Linked DNA regions of Homo sapiens: region 2 is linked to region 1. A link is a loop called in an ENCODE intact Hi-C map of the cell type or tissue named here. Cell type or tissue: natural killer cell. All regions are shown on one strand. Each heading gives the region's core, and the rest is flanking DNA. Links, peaks and the distances in the headings are about the cores only.

What was found. Peaks named below come from ENCODE experiments on the same cell type or tissue, not always from the same donor. Only the 100,000 strongest peaks of a DNase experiment are listed, where the experiment ranks them.
Region 2: a loop joins it to region 1, with 9 times the contacts of the local background. A loop is called at or near these places in 4 of 110 quality-filtered maps.

Annotation. Positions count from the first base shown.
Region 1 is chr5:95,969,244-95,979,193 of GRCh38, reverse strand. The region is part of intron 1 of LOC101929710 (a long non-coding RNA gene); the gene reads right to left. It also overlaps a transcript of CAST not described here and the pseudogene FABP5P5. Among named protein-coding and RNA genes, the nearest start is that of ELL2, 12 kb to the right of the region's middle. In natural killer cell, for the core only: no CTCF peak of the experiment used is centred there; a DNase peak (open chromatin) is centred at 5,033.
Region 2 is chr5:96,938,432-96,948,381 of GRCh38, reverse strand. The region is part of intron 1 of LNPEP (leucyl and cystinyl aminopeptidase); the gene reads right to left. It also overlaps the pseudogene RPS20P16. Among named protein-coding and RNA genes, the nearest start is that of LNPEP, 7.3 kb to the right of the region's middle. In natural killer cell, for the core only: no CTCF peak of the experiment used is centred there; no DNase peak of the experiment used is centred there; H3K27ac peaks cover 940 bases.

The DNA.
Region 1 (9,950 bases), core at 965-8,964:
ATTGTAGGTGATTTTAGTTTTCTTTTTTCTATTTCTCTGTATTTTCCCAGTTTGTCTTCAGTGAATATTATAGGGGACGTTAGCAACATTACATGATAGAGCCCTAATGCATCTGATACTCATTATTCTTTAATATGAACCACTTGGATTTTTTTCAGAAATGTACTTTGCTCTTTTGGATACTGCCACCAGTTCACTGACAGGAGTGATGAAGCTGAGTGTGAATTTCCCACATTTAAGGAGTGTTAATTCATTTAGTAGCATAATTAAGTCGCCACCTGATAACCCAAGAGTCAGTGCAACTCATCAGACTTTAAATGCCCAATTAATTTACTCTTCTGTGCTACATCAGCATATGTATCCTGATTTTGTTAAGTGTACCATGAAGGTTTTTTTTAAAAAATATTATGTTGTAGGACAATGATTTCCATATAATACTGTAGAACAGTGGGTCCAGGAAGCCTAAAAACTCCTTCTTATAGTTTCAGTTGAAAAATTGCTTATCCAATTGCAACAAAAGCAAAAATTGACAAATAGGATCTAATTAAATTAAAGAGCTTCTGCACAGGAAAAGACACTATCAATAGAGTAAACAGACAATCAACAGAATGGGAGAAAATGTTTGCAAACTATGCATCTGACAAAGGTCTAATATCCAGCATCTAAAAGAAACAAACAAATTTACAAGAAAAAAAAACAACCACATAAAAAAGTGAGCAAAGGAAATGAACAGATACTTTTCAAAACAAGACATACATGTCGGCAACAAGCATATGAAAAAAGGTTCAACTTCACTGATCATTAGAGAGATGCAAATCAAAACCATAATGAGATATCATCTCACACCAGTCAGAATGGCTATAATTAAAAAGTCAAAACATAACAGATGCTGGGGAGGTTGCAGAGAAAGAAGAACACATATACACTGTTGGTAAAAGTGTAAATTAGTTCAATCATTGTGGAAAGCAGTGTGGAGATTCCTCAAAGAGCTAGAAACAGAACTACCGGTCAACCCAGCAATCCCATTACTGAACATATACCCAAAAAAATATAAATCATTCTATCATAGAGACACATGCACACGTGTGTTCATCCAGCACTATTCACAATAGTAAAGACATGGAATCACCCTAAATGTCCATCAGTGGTAGACTGGATAAAGAAAATGTGGTACATACACACCGTGGAATACCATGCAGCCATAAAAAAAAAAACCAAGATCCTGTCCTTTGCAGGAACATGGATGGAGCTGGCGGACTCCAGCAAACTAATGCAGGAACAGAAAACCAAATACCACCTGTTTTCACTTAGAAGTGGGAGCTAAATGATGAGAACACATGGACACATAGAGGGGAACGACAGATACTGGGTTCTTCCTGAGAGTGTAGGGTGCGAGGTTGGAGAGGATCAGGAAAAACAGATAATGAGAACTAGGCTTAATACCTGGGTGATGAAATAACCTGTACAACAAACCCCCATGACATGAGTTTACCTATTTAACAAACCTGCACATGTACCCCTGAACTTAAAAAAAAGTGAAAAAAAAGAAAAATCACTTATCTTATAATCATGGAAGAATCTATCATAATAAAATGTGTACAGTATATACTTACTAATTGTAACTGTTAACATGTCCTACTTTCAAGAGCTTTCAAATAACTTCTGTTTTCCCATAGTATTTTCCAGATAGAACTTAGGCTATTAAATGAAAGGACAGGAAGCATAAGCACAGTGTGAATTTCCCCAAAAATACATGCGGCACAACTTAATTGACAATGTGAAGGTATTAAAAGGTAGAGCCTTTAGAAGGTGATTAAGTTAGGAGGGCAGAGCCCTCATGGATGGGATTAGAGACCTTACAAAATGGCTTGAGGTAGTGGGTTTGTTTTCTTCTGCCCTTTTGCACAGACACTGCAAGAAAATGTCATCTGTAGGACAAGCCCTCACCAAACACTGAATCTGCCAGTGCTTCCTAGCCTCCACAACTGTCAGAAATACATTCCTATTGTTTATAAGTTGCCCAGTTTGTGGCATTAATATTTTGTTATAGCAGCAGAAATGTACTAAGAAAGTCCTCAAAATACGGCAGCTATTATTAGTGTTATCTACTTAATCTAGACACATAAATATTAATCATGTTAAAAAATACCCACAAAGACAACAGCTAACATCATCATCATGCTACTGAGTGTCATTTTACAGAAAAGAAAACTAAGGCACAGAGAGGTTAAATAACTTGCCCAAAGTCATACATTAATAAATGATAGGGCAGGGGTCAGAATTGAGGAAATATGGCAGCCAAATACACCAACTGGAAAACAGAGAACGAGAAAAAACATCTGCCAACTGAATGATCAAGTTAAAAAATATTTATTCAGGGCAGCTGTGCAAAATGAAGCCTTCTTCCTCAAGAAGCTGAACTATAATCTCACTGTAATATAATCTCACAGTGATTAAAAACACACTTGAGTAAGAAAGAATCTTCTCCCTTAAAAAGCTGACAATTTAGTGACAGTTAAGGTAGAAGATGAGTTTTAAAAATTAGGTAATCTAGTGTGTATCCTGGATGTCAAAACCAATAAATAAATAATAAACAAGAGATAGGAGTGTATGCTCTTTAAAGTACTTTCCATATCTGGAAGATTCTATAACTCTCTTTGCTTTAAGTTTTGCCATGAAAAGTTAGAAAAATTTCAAAAGCCAGCTATATACATGAACCACAAGCACAGGGATTCATTCAAATGAATCAGGAATAACCTCTGGTTTGGTATTATAATTCCGCAAACTGCAGAACTTTGTCTGAATATGAACACCAAATCAGCAAAATCTGACTCCCCGTTGCTAACACAGAACTAGTTTATATCATATTCATGTGTGTAGTTGCTTTGGGTCCAGTCTCTAGAAATGCTCCATCTTACCTAAGTATCAACAAAGGCAGGAAAAACCTTGTCCAAAAATATTTTTAAGTGGTTGATGTGGGCAGATGGAAACAACGGAATACTAGATCTACAGAATATCTGGTGGAGAATCTAGATTTTGATTGTTTGTATTTGATGGGATTTTCAAATTACTTTTAAAAGTAAGTCATAAGTGCCAGCCTGAATTAGAGGGGGAGGACTCTCTAGGGACTCAGGCTGTGTTTTGAGAAATGTGCTTGGGAGCACAGTGCACCTTATCCCCAGAAAGGAAAAGTGCCCTTGAAGATTACAAGCAACAATTTCTATCTTGCCTCCAACATGACCAGAATAGGGTGGAGCCACAAGATTTGACTCCCCCTGGCTATCGTCAGGGGACCAATTACTATATTCATGGCTAACTTAATGGGATCCTGAGTAACATCATTAAGGGCCCAGTAGGCAATAAATGATTATAAAAGAACCTTGTGAAATTCCCTAGGTAGACCATGCCTGGTCTAGCTCCCTTATCTAATACCATCTGTGGATGCATAGATGACCTGGAAATGGAAATTGTGTAACTAATAACTTCTAATTGAAAGAAATTTAACTTAAGTCTATTTATACTGCTCACTGCATGTTATATCTTAGTTCACACCTAGGGAATCTAAACTAGTTATTGCCAACCTCTCTGGAACCCCGAAGCTCAACCATCATTGAATTTCACAACACTTACTTGTACTATGTGAAAGAGTATTTTAAAAATTCAGTTGAACGGTAATTTAAAAATTCAGTTGAAGTGTAATAGTTTTTGTTAGGAGAATTTTGCAACCTTTTGAGAAACGAGTCAGGGTGCCAAACAGAGTGGGTTTGTTTTTAAAATGCAGATTCTTGTCCACTCCCCAGACCTAATAAATCAAAACCTCTGAGGGCTGGGGCCCAGGGACCTAAAGTTTAACAAGCTCCTCAGGTAATTCTTATGTACACTAAAGCTTGAGAATGTCTGCCCTAGGGTATCGCCAACCCAAAGATAAAATCACTTGTTACTACCAAATGTTATAAAATGTTGCACTGCTAGCACTACCTAATTGGCTATAGGAAACCAGCACTTCTTAGCATTAGAAAAATTTCCATCACAATTTGACTTTCTCATACTTAGGGGTGTGACTTTATATGCAGTGATGCTGAAGAAATCTGGCCCATCCTGTGAAGGCTGCTGGTAATAGGCTCCCCTTCTGCCCATGCATGCCACTGGTACCATGATTGGTAGGTCCCTAATGTAATCACAGTCCTCCTCCTTCATGGCATGCTCTGCTCTCTCCTCATCTCTAAAGTAAGGACAATTGTTATTCCATGTGCAACTGCTGAAAATTGTTTTTAAAAAAGTAAGGACAATGTTAATTTTGCATAACTCATAAAAACCAGTACAACTTTCCCTTATCAATATTTTAAAATGTATATTTCTTATATTGTTCTTTCATTATATTTACAACAGCTTGTCCTTATGGTTGTAAACCATAAGGGATTGACCCTTAACAAACTTTTTAAAATAATATTCATAAGCTTATCAGAGTAAGGAAATGACAAAAACAAAGCAAAGGATGAAACTGGCTTCAGTAGCACAAGAGAAAGGCCATCCCCTCAAGATATGTGAAGCTATCCCCTCAAGCACTTAATAATTCTTTCACCAAATCCAAATGTAACAAGTCATATCTTAGGCTGGAAATGTTTTGCCTTTTGCAGAATATCAGAAGCCAGAAAGCTTCGAAAACTATTAAAGAATTCATAACACAAGTATCTTTTTTAAGAGAAGTTACCTTGCTTGTTTGTTTTTCAGGAAGAAATAATAGCTGGTACAAACACTTGATGAAAACAACATTTATCTCTCTATTGAATTTCCACAGAAACTGGAAATTGGAGCGTACCTGTTAAAGTAAAAAGTTCAGTTGCTGAGGCACTAGAAATCAAACTGCTTTCAAAAAGAAAATTCTCCCAATCAGACACCATTCAGCCTAGGTCTATTAGCGTCACTTGTCAAAAGGCAGAAATCTTAAGTGGGATGAATCATAACAGCTGGTTCCCACCAACTGACACTCCACCAGACAGGAAGCTGGTTATCAATGGGTGGTAAGGTGTCACCACTGTCCAGGCAGCTTGGTCAGAGTGATGGGGCCTGTAAGAGTTGGTAGCTCCCTGGAAAGCCCCTTGAGGGAATGTCTGCAGATGATAGGGTCAGTAGATGGTTTTTGGTTTGTGTGGGTGAGTGGGGGTGTGTGTGTGTGTGTGTGTGTGTGTGCGTGCAAATTTTTGCATTTTGACTTTGATGCAGAGAAACTCAACTTAAATGCTGTAGTGTACACGGGTCTTTTTTCTACACAGGGAAAGGCTACAAGAAGTATAGCTACAACCCTTCTGAGTCACTATATAAACTGAATGAACATTGAAGATAAAATTGTTGAGAAATAATCCATTTGCTTGGATAAGAAGACTGAAAAGGAAACTGATTAGGATGCTTGAGAGAATTTGTTTCTTTCTTGCAGAGATGTTCTAAAGTTAATTATACTATAAAGCTACAATAATCATGACAGTGGGTACTGATGAAAGCAGAGACACGTAGATCAATGTAGCATAGAGTGCAGAAATACATCCATACAAATACTGTAGTCAACTGATTTTTTTACTTAGGTGCAAATACAGTTCAATGGAAAAAAACGATTGTCTTTTTAACAAATAGTACTAACCCAAATGCCAAAAAATCACCCCAGACACGTATCTCACACCTTATACAAAAAACCTGGCTCAATATCCTACCCCCACCCCTGAGCCAGACCCTACTCTGCTCATACACCCATGCTGGCCACCATTCAGCAGCTGGAAGGACAATAGCATCGAGTGGACAGCAAATGCTTTGATGAATACACGATGGAACTAGGAGTGGGAATAGTTCTGTGAAAAATGCATGCAATGGCCCAACCAGATTGTAACATCTCTTGTAACAGCAAAAACCATCATAAACACTGAGAGCACTCTGAAACCAACACAGTTCTCTTGTACCCTGGTGGAGAAGTTTGAAGAAACTACAGCTAATAGCAGAAAAACACAGACTGTCCACAACTTCATACATGGCACATTGGTTCAACATCAGGAATGGAAAGGAAAGGAAAGCACAATAACAAGAAAGTTAAAAAATGGAAAATTAATGGTGGACCGCATCCTGAACAATGTCACCTGTACTCAGGTCTACAAAAAAGTAGAATAAAAATTCTTTCATCACTTTGGAAAGTAATTAGCTGAGAGAATGAACAAGCTCAGTTCAACAAGCAAACCTCCATAAGTATCTTATGTGCAATTAATTTAAAGTGCTGGTTTAATTAGGATCATCCCTTCGGTTCGTAAAGAAATGTACTTGTGCTAATAAAAAATCAACTTGAAATGGGCCATAAACTTAAATGTAAATGTAAAACTGTAAAACACTTAGAAGAAAATGTATAGGAAAATATTTGTGACCTTGAGCTAGGCAAAGAGTTCTTAGATATAACACCAAAAGCACTATCAGAACAAGGAAAAAAAATTGATAAACTGGACTTCATCAAAATCAAAAACTTTTTTTGCTCTGCAAAAGATACTTTAAGAGAAAGAAAAAACAAGGCAGGGACTGGGGGAAAATGTTTTTGAATCATGTATCTAGATTATATAAAAATCATCAAACCTTAATATGAAAGCAACTCTTTTTTTTAAAAGGACAAAAGATCTGAAAAGACACTTCAACAAAAAATATATACTAATGGCAAACAAACACATGGATATATGGTCTATATTACTAGTCATTAGGGAAATGGAAACCAAAACCACAATGAGATACTACTATGTATGCTCTAGAATGACTTAAAAAAAAAACCTGACAATGCCAAGTGCTGACAAGTACACAGAAAAACTTGAATTCTCAAATGCAAAATGGTACAGTCACTATGAGCAATAGTTGGGCAGCTTATTATAATGTTAAATATACACTTACTATACATAATAATCCCACTCTTAAGTATTCACCCAAGGGAAATAAGACTTGGCTGAACATAGTGGCTCACACCTGTAAACCCAACACTTTGGGAGGCTGTTTGAGACCAGCCTGGGCAACACAGTGAGACCTTATATCTACAAAATAAAAAGAAAATAATTAGCTGTGTTTGGTGGCATGCCCTGTAGTCCCAGCCATTAGGGAGGCTGAGATGTGAGAATGGCTTGAAGCCAGGACTTTCAGGCTGCAGTGAGCTATGACTGAGCCACTCCACTCCAGCCTGGGTAACAGCAGGGGGACCCTGTTTCAAAAAAAAAAAAAAAAGAAATAAAAGAAATAAACAAAGAAGACATATTTACATAAAAACCATTTGTGAATGTTTGTAACAGCTTTATTTACAATCACCCAAAATTGGGTATAATGTAAATATCCTTCAGCTGGCAGCTAAACCGTGAAGGACCCATAAATGGAATAGTATTGAGCAATAAAAAGGAACAAACTACGGGTACCTGCAACAACACGGATGAATCTCAAATGCATTATGCTAAGTGAAAGAAGCCAGACTCAAAAGCCTACATAATGTATGATTCCATGTGTATGACATCCTAGAAAAGGCCAAACCATAGTGATGGAAAATAGATCAGTAGTTGTTAGGGGTTAAGGGTGGGTGGCAGGAAGATCTGACTACAAAGGGACAATGTATTTTCAAGGAGTTCCTTCGAGGAGGTAATAGAATTGTTCTGTTTGTCGAATTTTTGATATAAAATATATACCAAAAAGAGTAAATTTTACTGTATGTAAATTAAAAATACATTTTAAAAAGGTTACCTGAGCTAACACTTAAATATTTTATAGTAAATTTTCTGGGATAATTGTCATTGCAAACTCAAAAGTGCCTTCAAATTTTCTATTTTTAAAGTACATTTCCAATGCCATGCTTCTGTTTTGGCAAATATTCAAAAATTACATTTAATTAATCTGTGCAAGCCTATATGCTTACAATGAGTATGTAAAATATAGGGTAATTTTAAAAACACAAGATACAAACTTTAAAAAAGAGATTCAGGAACCTAAAAATGAGGCAAATATACTTAGTCAATATACCAAGTCAGAATCTATTTAGGAAAGACTTCTTCCTCTATGTAAAAACAAAATTTTTCAACACTTGACAAAGCTAAATCATGATGCTTGGCTTTCTATGCTATTGAAGTTTAATACAATCTGTTGACTCCAGTCTCAGTATACTCATCAGGGGTCACAGTCATAATAGATCATCAACATTATGAACTGTTGTTTTTGAGAAATGTGGATAATCCCCATTAGAGGCTAATACTCTTTTTGCAGGTAAATCAAATTATACCTTATACTTCTTATATTTTTTGTGCTGGTTTAGTTGAGAAATATTGGAGAGAAAAGTCACAATTCAAATACTTGATGCTTTTAAATTATCCAGAATCATTTTATACATGAGTGATTTATTCAAGGCAAAGATTAGAGGGACAGAATCAGAAACAGAGAGCAGTTCTCCTTATTCTCAGTTAATAGCCCAGCTTCTAAAATCAGATCACAGGTTATTAAACACATTTCTATTCATTAGTCATCATTAAAGTTCATTTGCTATGACAATTTGAAAGTGGCCTTATCTCTGTTAGTACTATGCAATAATATCGGCTCTCAGAGATAAATGTATTCCTTTCCTTTTCCAGATGCATAACATTCCCTAGGATCAAACTGAAATGTTGAGTCATTTAGGACAGATAATATTCAGTGCACACTCAGCAAACTTTATTCAATATGTGGCTACTACCAAAAGCAATGATCTTTCATTAAATGCTTGTTGCAAATTATCATTTAAGCTTCACATTGTTCATTATTTACACTGGCAGTACCCTATTTCCAATTCCCAAATGACACAGAGCCTCCTCTGATCATTCATCTCTCTGCTTACTTTCTCCCTAGTAATCTCTTTTGTTCTCTTTACTTTCCAGATCAAAGTGCCTTCAGGCTTCCCAATAACTGCCTACAACAGTGAATGGCCTTTTCTGCCATTCCCAATGAGTAAGGTAAGCAAGGTCAACACATCACGATGGGTGTGCACCGAATAAGTGCAACGCCTAAGGAGTGGTTATTAATTCCAAAGCTTTTTCCTTCACTCAAAAAACATGCGTGAAGCAAGTGACTTAGAGTGATGTTATCACTAGGAAAATCTTGGAAATATACACAGGGATACATGCAAACATCCCTCAAGCATAAGATACCTGTGTTAGTAAGAGTGGCCCACCATAGTCATAATTCTAAATAAGAAGGAAGTGTGTTGCCATTAGAGTGGGCATGAAATTTAGGAATATTCCCCAATTCTTTTTCTCATCCTCTTTCTTCATAACCTCCCTCAGAAAACTTGCTCAATTTCACAATCTCTACTATTACTCAATAGGTTGACTCTGAGGCCTAAGACTCACATTTTCAAATGCCTGCCAGACATTTAATCCACTGATACCGCTAACCTAAACAAGGTCTTTCTCCTGATTCCCTTGTTTCTTTTCATATAATATTATCTTCTAGTAAACCAAACTTGAAGCTAGTAGTTACTTTTAATTCCTCATGCTCATTCACCTCTCATACTCAAATAAAGCTGCCAAATCAGCCAACTCTACCTTCACAGAGCCATGATATTCTTCTCCTTTTCTCCATTCCCATCATTAATACCCTAGTACAAGGCCTCATTACTTTTTGCCTCCTAACTCTGCTCTTTTTTGTCATAATCACTCCCCCTCCACTTGTAGTACCTTATTTCAAATTCCCAAATGATACAGAGCCTCCTCTGATCATTGGTCTCCCCGCTTACTTTCCCCATAGTAATCTCTTTTGTTCCCTTTACTTTCCCAAATCAAAGTGCCTTCAGGCTTCCCAATAACTGCCTACAACAGTGAATCCATTCCAATCCATTACTTATACTTTTGTCACCTGAACAGTCCTAACATATAGATTAGATCATGCTACTTCCTGTTCGGAAGCCTCCAACAGTTCCCCATTGCTCACAG
Region 2 (9,950 bases), core at 1,171-9,170, 970 kb before region 1:
CTTTGGGAGGCCGAGAAAGGCAGATCACCTGAGGTCAGGAGTTCGAGACCTGCCAGGCCAATAGGGTGTAACCCTGTCTCCACTAAAAATATAAAAATTAGCCGGGCATGGTGGTGCATGCCTGTAATCCCAGCTACTCGGGAGGCTGAGGCAGGAGAATCACTGGAACCCGGGAGGTAGAGGTTGCAGTGAGCCGAGATCGTGCCACTGCACTCCAGCCTGGGAGACAGAGCAAGACTCCATCTCAAAAAAAAAAAAAAAGAGAAATTTGTATTAAAATGTTTACACTATGCTTCTTCCCGGATCACCACTGCCCCTTCCCCAATAAAAGAAGAATGAAGCATGGTGACCTGAAAAATGATTTATGCTTTGCTATATTTTCTGTCTAGGTGATAAAAATAAGAGATGAAGAACAAATTACTAAAGTAATGTGAAAAGGAAAAAATTCAAAAAGAGAAAAATGGAAAATCAGAAAAATAGAAAAATTAGGTAGATTTGAATCCTATTATTCTCTGGTTTCAGTAAAATAGAATTAAACCCAAAGCACTCATCTCCCAAGATTTTTTTTGTACATTATATTCTCTCTATATGTAATATTTCTGTATTTAGTTTTCTGGTTGCTATCTGCAGTGGAATATACAACTAATATAAAATATTTATAATAATGTACAAAGTTGTAATAATAACCACGGAGTTCTACTGAACAATTAGGCATTCAAAAACATTGTCAATGCCACAGAGAGTGAAACACATTGTCGATTCTACAGAGGAAGTCCTGTAGTTAAAAATCTGTCTAAAGGACATCTCAAAAGCATCAAATTACCAAGTACAATACAATACTCCATGAACTAAAAAACAGACAAATAGCACGGGAATAAATACTGAGAGCATTTGGTTGCTTTATCCTTGTATTAATCATATGACCATGCCTAAAATTCACATAAAGATACGCTCTTTTAGTCACTTAAAAGACAGCCAATAACCCTGTTGAGGGAAAAATCAAATTATTTTAGCTCCAATTTTCAATTTTCTTTTTCTTTTCCTAGGTTAAATTATTTACATTTATATTTATACAAACTTGTCCCCCCAATCAAATTAACAAAAAATCTTTATATTCCATAGTATTTCTTAAATCTTTCCTCACAATATAGGGTGCCAGTCTTTAACAATGCTTAGGGCCCCTGTTAGATTTAGCAATATAAAGTAATTTACATTGTCAATGATGCCTAAATATTTATGCTTATTAATCTCTCAAGCAAATCTGCATAGCTGCAAATACTTTCACAAGATCTAAAGATAAAAAGTTTACTTTTAAATTCCATCAATTCGCTATACTATAGTCTTAAAAGAACATCTTAACCTATAATTCCTTATTTAAAATGAAAAATTACATTAGACATAATGAGTATCTGTGAGTTATTTAACAAAGAATGCATATCACTGAATGGGATCTGCAAAGGAAATTTATAAGAACTCTTCAATGTATACAGAAAACTTGTGAGTTAAACAAGAAATCTCAGTTGGTGAATACATTTATTTGCCAGATCTCAGAAGGATCTGAACAAAAAATTACCTTGCAGATAATTTTTTGTAATACTTTTCCATGTGACTCATTGGATTGATAAAACACCAGGTATACGACAGTCTTCAGTCTTTATAGTAACAACTTTGTCATCAATTTACAACTGACTGAGGGCCAGTTTGCTTATCATTAACCAACTTAAAAAATTAGTTATGGATTAGTCAAAAGGCTGGGATAGTAACTACATTTTTTCTACTAATAGTCATTGTCATTCGATGATGTGCCAAGACAAGATTCTATGCATAAATTCTTCAAGTCTTTATCGCAATAATATTTCCTGAATTGGTAATTAATTAAAACAGAATTATGCCCAACTGCAGTGAACAACTGGACTGGAACAAAGCTAGCCACACTTTAGTGAACATGTGCTTATTTCCATCTAATTCAACATGCTCTATTATCTAATCCCCAAGTCACACTAGACCCTCTTTTCTATATTCAATTATTTTTCTGTGTGCTTCCTACAAGTGGAATGCTACCAAGCCTCTCAGTATCCTGTACTGATGCAGATGGAAGTGAGGCTGCTGCTTTAAAGAGCAATGCATTTCTTATTCCCACTAATACCCAATACTCTATTGTTCAGTTTGAGTTATCTTCATAATGTAGCTACCCAATCTAGATACTAAGGCGCTGAGCCTCCAGTTTAAAAAACAGAGAAACTACTAATAAGAGGGGGCCAGCCCAAACTCCTGCAGGTGATCTTGATAAATGTGGACACACTAGCTCCTCTCACCAAGACTCAAGTGTCATGGCAGCCTCCCTTATTTCATCATTGAGGCCCTTCCGACAATTATAGGACAAGCAGACACCAGACATGTATTACATTCTTTCTGTCTTCAAAGCACTTTACCAATACCAACTTAAAAAGATATTTAAACATCTCCTTTTGATTGAGCTCTCAAGATTGAGTTCTCCTCATCATTCCCACTAATCTCTATAAATTTTTCCTCTAAAGAGGATCTTGGAATGATTTTGTAAACCAAAAATAAAATTCTAGGCCCCTCAACTGACCGAATGGACCCCTCTGACTGAACGGCCAAGGGCATTCCAAAGTAAACATGAAAAACTAGCTCAGGCTATGATGGGAAGCGGGGGTCAGACGCACCTCATTATACTCTCCTCCCTTTGGAATTCTGGCACAACTGACCAGCATTAATATTAAAACAGAGATCTTAAGACTGACGAAACACTCTTTGTAGCAATAAAATACCAAATTCTAAACTGACTCTAGTATAACATCACACAACAGATAGCAGGCTGTGAAAGAAATAAAGGTATTTTACCCCAAAATATATTTCTTAGACCTATTTTGAAATGGCCCTGCAAAGCTGTCTCTTGTGTGGAACATTCTATAGAAAAAGACCTTTCTGATCTCTTTTTTTTTTTTTTTTTTTGAGATAGGGTCTCACTCTCTTGCCCAGGCTGCAGTGCAGTGGCATGACCACAGCTCACTTCCACTTTGCCCAGGCTCAAGTGATCCTTTCACCTCAGCCTCTCAAGCAGCTGGGACCACAGGTGCATACCATCACACCTGACTAATTTTTTTTTTTAATTTTTAATTTTTTTGTAGAGACAGGCTCTCACTATGTTGCCCAGGCTGGTCTTGAACTGCTGGCCTCAAGCAATCTTCCTGCCTTGGCCTCCCAAAGTGCTAGGATTACAGGTGTGAGCCACTGCACCACCCCAGGTCTTTTTTTGATCCAGGAGAGATTTAACTAAGAGTCTGGCACATTTTACGTTCTGATAAGAGATAATAACCATCTATTCTCTGAAAGCCTGCTACCTGGAGGCTTCGTCTACATATTAAGAACCCTGGTCTCCATGACCCCTTACCTTATCTTAACCCAGACACTCCTTTCTATGGATTCCAGGTCTTTAGATAATAACTTAATTATTTCGACCAACTGCCAATCAGAAAATCTTTGAATGTGGCCACATGTGTGGCTCATGCCTGTAATCCCAGCACTTTGGGAGGCTGAGGTGGGTGATGACTTGAGGCCAGGAGTTCAAGACCACCCTGGGCAATATGGCGAAATCTCATCTCTACTGAAAAAACACAAAAATTAGCTGGGTGTGGTGGCAACATGCCTATAATCCCAGCTACTCAGGAGGCTGAGGCACAAGAATTGCTTGAACCTGGGCGGCGGAGTTTGCAGTGAGCTGAGATTGCACCACTGCACTCCAGTCTGGGTGACAGAATGAGACTCTGTCTCAAAAAAAAAAAAAAAAAAAAAAAAAAGCAAAAATAAGAAAAACAAAAAAGAAAATCTTTGAATCCACCTATGAACTGGAATAGAAGTCCCCGCTTTGAGTTATCCCCTTTCCAGACTGAGCCAATGTACACTTTACATGTATTGATTGTTGTCTGCCTATAACTTCTGTCTCCCTAAAATGTATAACATCAAGCTGTAACCCAACCATGTTGGGCACATGTTCTCAGGACTTCTTGAGACTGTGCTTTGGGCCTTGGTCACACATTATTTATCTCAGAATAAGCCTCTTTAAAGATTTTACAGTTTGACTCTTTTCATTGACAATGAAATGTTTCATTGACAATGTAATGATGTTTCATTGATGAATATACTAACAACTGTTTTAAATTTGACAAAATAACAGTTTCAGCTGTGAGAAATACTATGGCTTAAGCCTCCTTCCTTACCAGAAATTTTCTCTATGGCACTGAATGACACCTGAGTCAGTTGTCCGGGAAATGCTCCCACATAGCACTGTTCATCACTTGCTGCAAGAGGAAGGGAGCACACCCAACCCATAGAGGCATCCTTTTCTCACTGCACTCCTCATTCTTCTGTTCCCTCAGTTGAAGAAGCCTTCTTTAACTTCCTTCACCCCAGATCATTGGCTGGAGAAGACTCTGAGCCCCACAATCCAGAGAAATTCAGACAACTGATTCAAGTTCTGGTTCAGTGACTACATTTTTGAAATATGTGGAATGCCCAGGAGTACCTTCATTAAGCAATATGTATTAGAAGAAAAAGAATTTCAAAAAGTCTCCTACAATTGAACTTGATCCTCCATTGTTTTTTGAAACTCCCTTGGAAGCTTGAATTTTCCTTATTTGGCAAATGACCTGGTTTCCTCCTCATTTACATGTTAAGGATGGAATTTTAAAAAAATTAATTGGTTCATTGTTCTATCACAAGCACCAGTAGAAAAGTGAAGCAAAGCCAGGCTATAAAGAATAGTAGGCTGGCCACAGGGCCGCACTGGCTCACACCTATAGTACCAGCACTTGGGGAGGTCAAGACAGGCAGAACATTGGAGCCCAGGAGTTCGAGACCAGCCTGGCCAACATGGCAAAACTCCATCTCTACAAAAAATACAAAAATTAGCCAGGCATGGTGGTGTGCACCTGTGGTCCCAGTTACTCGGGAGGCTGAGGCAGGAGAATCGCTTGAGCCTGAGAAGTCAAGGCTGCAGTGCTGTGGCCGTGCCACTGCACTCCAGCCAAGCAAGACCCTGTTCCCGTCCCTCCCAAAAAAAGGAACAGCAAATGACTGCTACCATGGTAGTCCCAAAAGGTAGATAGCTCTCTATAGTTTTCTTTTTTTTTTTTTTAAACAACTGGTAATCATTTATTAAAATAGTTGACTTAAGCATCTGCAATGGTGACTTCAACCTCAACTCCTGGCTCAATAATGATGGAAGTAATCTGCTTAACAATCTCAGAAAGACTGTGGAAGTCAATGAGTCACTTATGGATTCTCATCTGGAAACAATACCATGTCTCAGAACCTTCATAAGAAGTTTTTCTTGTAATGTTTCTCAAAGTCTTGGTAGGCATTCAAACTGGTCCTATCACTTTAGATTCTTTTCCTTTGATCCATTGATCAAGTCGGCACACACCTTCTCCAAGGATTTTACCTTGCAGCTCGTTAGAGTGATTCTTTTTATTTATTTATTTTTTTATTATACTTTAAGTTCTAGGGTACATGTGCACAACGTGCAGGTTTGTTACATATGTATACATGTGCTATGTTGGTGTGCTGCACCAATTAAGTCGTCATTTACACTAGGTATATCTCCTAATGCTATCCCTCCCCCCTCCCCCGACTCCATGACAGGCCCCAGTGTGTGGTGTTCCCCACCCTGTGTCCAAGTGTTCTCGTATTTTTTTTTTTTTTTTTTTGAGATGGAGTCTCGCTCTGTCACCAGGCTGGAATGCAGTGGCACGATCTCGGCTCACTGCAACCTCCGCCTCCTGGGTCCAAGTGATTCTTGTGCCTCAGCCTCCCGAGTAGCTGGGATTTCAGGCACGTGCCAACATACTCAGCTAATTTTTGTATTTTTAGTAGAGACAGGGTTTCACCATGTTGGCCAGGCTGGCCTCAAACTCCTGACCTCAGGTGATCCGCCTGCCTCAGCCTCCCAAAGTGCTGGGAGTATAGGTGTGAGCCACCGCGCTGGGCCTAGAGTGATTCTAATTCAGTGAATTGCCACCTCTGGCTTCATGGGCGTTTTTCTGTATCTCCTGACCAACCTGTTTTTTGGTGAGAGCGAGCGGCGGTGAGTCAGGAGCAAGAGCAGGCTTACCACAGCTCCACACCACGTTGTTTATCAAAGAGCTATATTTTTTCTTTAAATCTAAAACATTCAGACAAGTGAACAGTCCCAACTTACGAGTGACTGAATTTTCTGACTATAAAAAAGACAGTATGCTTAAATTTCTGGCAAATGTTTTCTATCTCTTGGCAAGGCTCCCAAATGCCAATCTTAACTCATTTGTCCCCTGAGCCCCCAATTCCATTAATCCAACCAGACCTACCTACCTGTCCCCTTCCAACCTAGACTCTGTCTTCAACCTCATACAACAGTGTCCTGCTCTCCAACTGAAGCTCATTTCTGAACCAAAGACTTGCAAGGATCAAGGCATGACCATTTTTAAAATCTCTGCCTATCAGCTTCTTCCTTTACCCCCAATCTCCACATTTCTTTCATCTTCATCATTGATTCTCCTCTTCCAATTTTCTCTAAACATCTTTGTAAAATGCAAAGTCCTTCAGGTGCTGCTAGGACAATCACAAATGAATTACAACAATGGATAAGGTTACAAGGGAATCCTGTCCACCCTTCCATGGACACAGAGAACTCTTGATGTTCCATTTACTGTCCAGAAACACCAAGGCAATAAGCAACACTCTCTATAACGGCCATATGTAGATCTAGGTCAAGATCTAGATATAAAAAGAACTGTACCACCACAAGGGCTCCAAAATGTCCCTTCATTCTCAATCCTGGCTTCTTGCAAACTTTCAGAAAAGTTGCTGAAATTTATCTACGGATTCAAATTAAAAAAATAATAATAAATAAATAAATAAAAGACTGTGTCTTTCTGGTTGCTCCAATTATACTATGGAAAGGCCTAGTAGTATCAGCTCAACTCCAGCCCCCTACAGTAGGTTTGCCCAACCCCAAGGCCACAGACCAGTACCAGTCTCTGGCCTGTTAGGAATCAGGCCACACAGCAGGAGTGAGCAGCAGGCAAACAAGTGAAGCTTCATCTCTACAGTCAGTCCCCATCGTTAGCATTACCACCTGAGCTCCACCTCCTGTCAGATCAGTGGTGGCATTAGATTCTCATAGGAGCACGAACCCTATTGTGAACTGCGCATGTGAGGGATCTAGGTTGTGTGCTCCTTTTGAGAATTTAATGCCTGATCTGTCACTGTCTCCCACCACTCCTAGATGGGACTGTCTACTTGCAGGAAAACAAGCTCAGGGCTCCCACTGATTCTACATTATGGTGAGTTGTATAATTATTTCATTGTATATTACAATGCAATAATAATAGAAATAAAGTGCACAATAAATATAATGCACTTGAGTCATCCCCAAACCTTCTCCCCTTTAGAATATATCACAAACTAGAAAGTATACATACATCCCCCCGACTGTGGTCCCTGGTCCCGAAAAGTTTGGGGACTGCTGCCCTACAGTTTTCAAGTCATGAGGTGACTAATTGACAAAACATAGCTGCACTGACCTCACCTCGACTGCCAAGAACCACAGGCCTCATCTAGGTCCATCCCAACATCTGGGGTAATCTTGGCTAAACTCTTTCAAATCTCAATTTCCTAATGTTTTCATAGACAGGGTTAATACTGCTGTTTCCTAATAGGAGTATTACACTAAATTAGTAGACATGCAAACAGTTATGAACAGTTTCTGTACATTTATTTCATAATTAGAATACTGTCTTAGACAAAACTTTATTGCTTTTTTATTTCTTCTGTGTTTCCATATTTCATATTAGCATGACAACAAAACTAGGTTCTTCTATTCATTTCTCTTATTTAGGTAAGCATTATCTGATGACGAGGTTGTGGGTTTTTTTTTTTTAATGTAACTGTGTCTAGCAGAAAATCTACTTGTAAATGGGCATTCAAAAGATAGCTGTATGATTGAATTACTGAGCAGAAAATTACCACTTATTTTCTATATAATTTCCTTATAACCAATCTCTCTGGTTATCTATCTTTCAGGCTGAGTTCTCAAGGATAACCTACAGATAAATGATAATCACCGGTTATAAGAGTTTCTAAAATATGCTGTTTTTATGCATGTATCAAGACAGTTTTTGGAAACTGGCAAGTAATAGCAAAGAACTTTTCTACCACTAGTTTCCAGTTAAAAACTGGGCTGTTTCTAGCTATAGCTTTAACCCTAGATTGTTAGTGATGCTAACACTTAATTCCTAACAGTCTTATTTCCCCCAAATAAAATTAAAAACTTAAGACAGAAAGATAAAAACAGGATTTAACTTATATTCCATCACACAGAGAAACTATGAGCTCCTATTTCTTAAGAGTTGTCTTTCAATGTGGAAATTTATCATAGAGCAAAAGAAAAATAAAAACAAAATGTGGTATGCTCACATTTTTGAGAAGTGATGCTAAAAATTTTTTTTTAAAAAGACTCACATATCTATAGAACAATTGTTATTTGTAAGATTAAAAGATGGAATCACAATTTTATACTGTATTACAACCCACAAATATCTCATTTGTTGCCCAGACTTCCCATTTTTGAAGTTGAAAAATACTTTCAACTGGATACCAATCTGAACATGAAAGCAAAAATAATTTTTTAAGACAACTAAGTCCTCCTTGTTTGATTATGCACCACACTGCGGTAATAAAAGTGATTCATAGGACCTACATTCATATGAAAAAAAAAACTATTTATGTTTTCAGTTCTGGGACCTCAAAATGCCAAAATACCAACCTTTAGATATACTTTAGAATATATCACAAACTAGAAAGTATATATACTTTCAGCTGGGCGCGGTGGCTCATGCCTGTAATCCCAGTACTTTGGGAGGCTAAGGTGAGCGGATCACTTGAGGTCAGGAGTTCACCTGGCCAACATGGTGAAACCTCATTTCTACTAGAAATACAAAAATTATTTGGGCATGGTGGCGGGCGCCTGTAATCCCAGCTACTCGGGAGGCTGAGGCAGGAGGATCACTTGAACCCGGGAGGCAGAGGTTGCAGTGAGCTGAGATTGTGCCACTGCACTCCAGCCTGGGCAACAGAGTGAGACTGTGTCTCAAAAAAAAAAAAAAAGAAAGTATACATACTTTCTAGTATGTATTTCATATATAATCAGACCTCCTTAATCAGATTCTGAGGGTGAACCTTAGCATTTGCATTTCTTAAGATGAATTTAAGTTTTTACAAAATATACCAACCCTGCATGCAAATGAAGACAAAAATCTGGATAAACATCAAAGAATTATTTAATCTAATATCTCTAACCAAAAAAGCAGATAGTTGCCTTCAATTTTTTTTTTTTTTTGTAATATACAAATCACTATTACTTAACAGTTTTACCTCTACCTGCCTAATAAGACATAATCATTATTGCCAAAACAATCTTAAGTACTGGTCCAGCACATCTCTCTTCATAAAAAAAGCCACCAAAGATCCAAACCCAGACCAGATGTCCAGACTTCAACATAATAGCAATCCCTCCCAAGGACAAAGCCAAAAATAGATCCTGAGCTAAATGGGAATTCCTAGCACTAAGATCCATCCTTATAAGCCCTTTCCAGGGATATGCATTTTAAATGGGTTGCAGAAGTATGTTACCTGAACAGGTTAACATAGGATATTCATCAAATGAACCAATTATCAACAGGTAGAGAGCAGGGCCCAACAAAAATAGGTCATACCAGTGGCAACTTTGGACAGAAAACAGGGAAACTACAAAAAAAACGTACTGGAATAGATGAGTATTGAAGGCTAGAGTGACAAGATATAAGCTAAATTCACTTCCTTTACAAATGCATAGGTCAGTAGATGGAACCACTGACAAGATTTTAACTAAAAGATATGTGGTCCTAAATTAC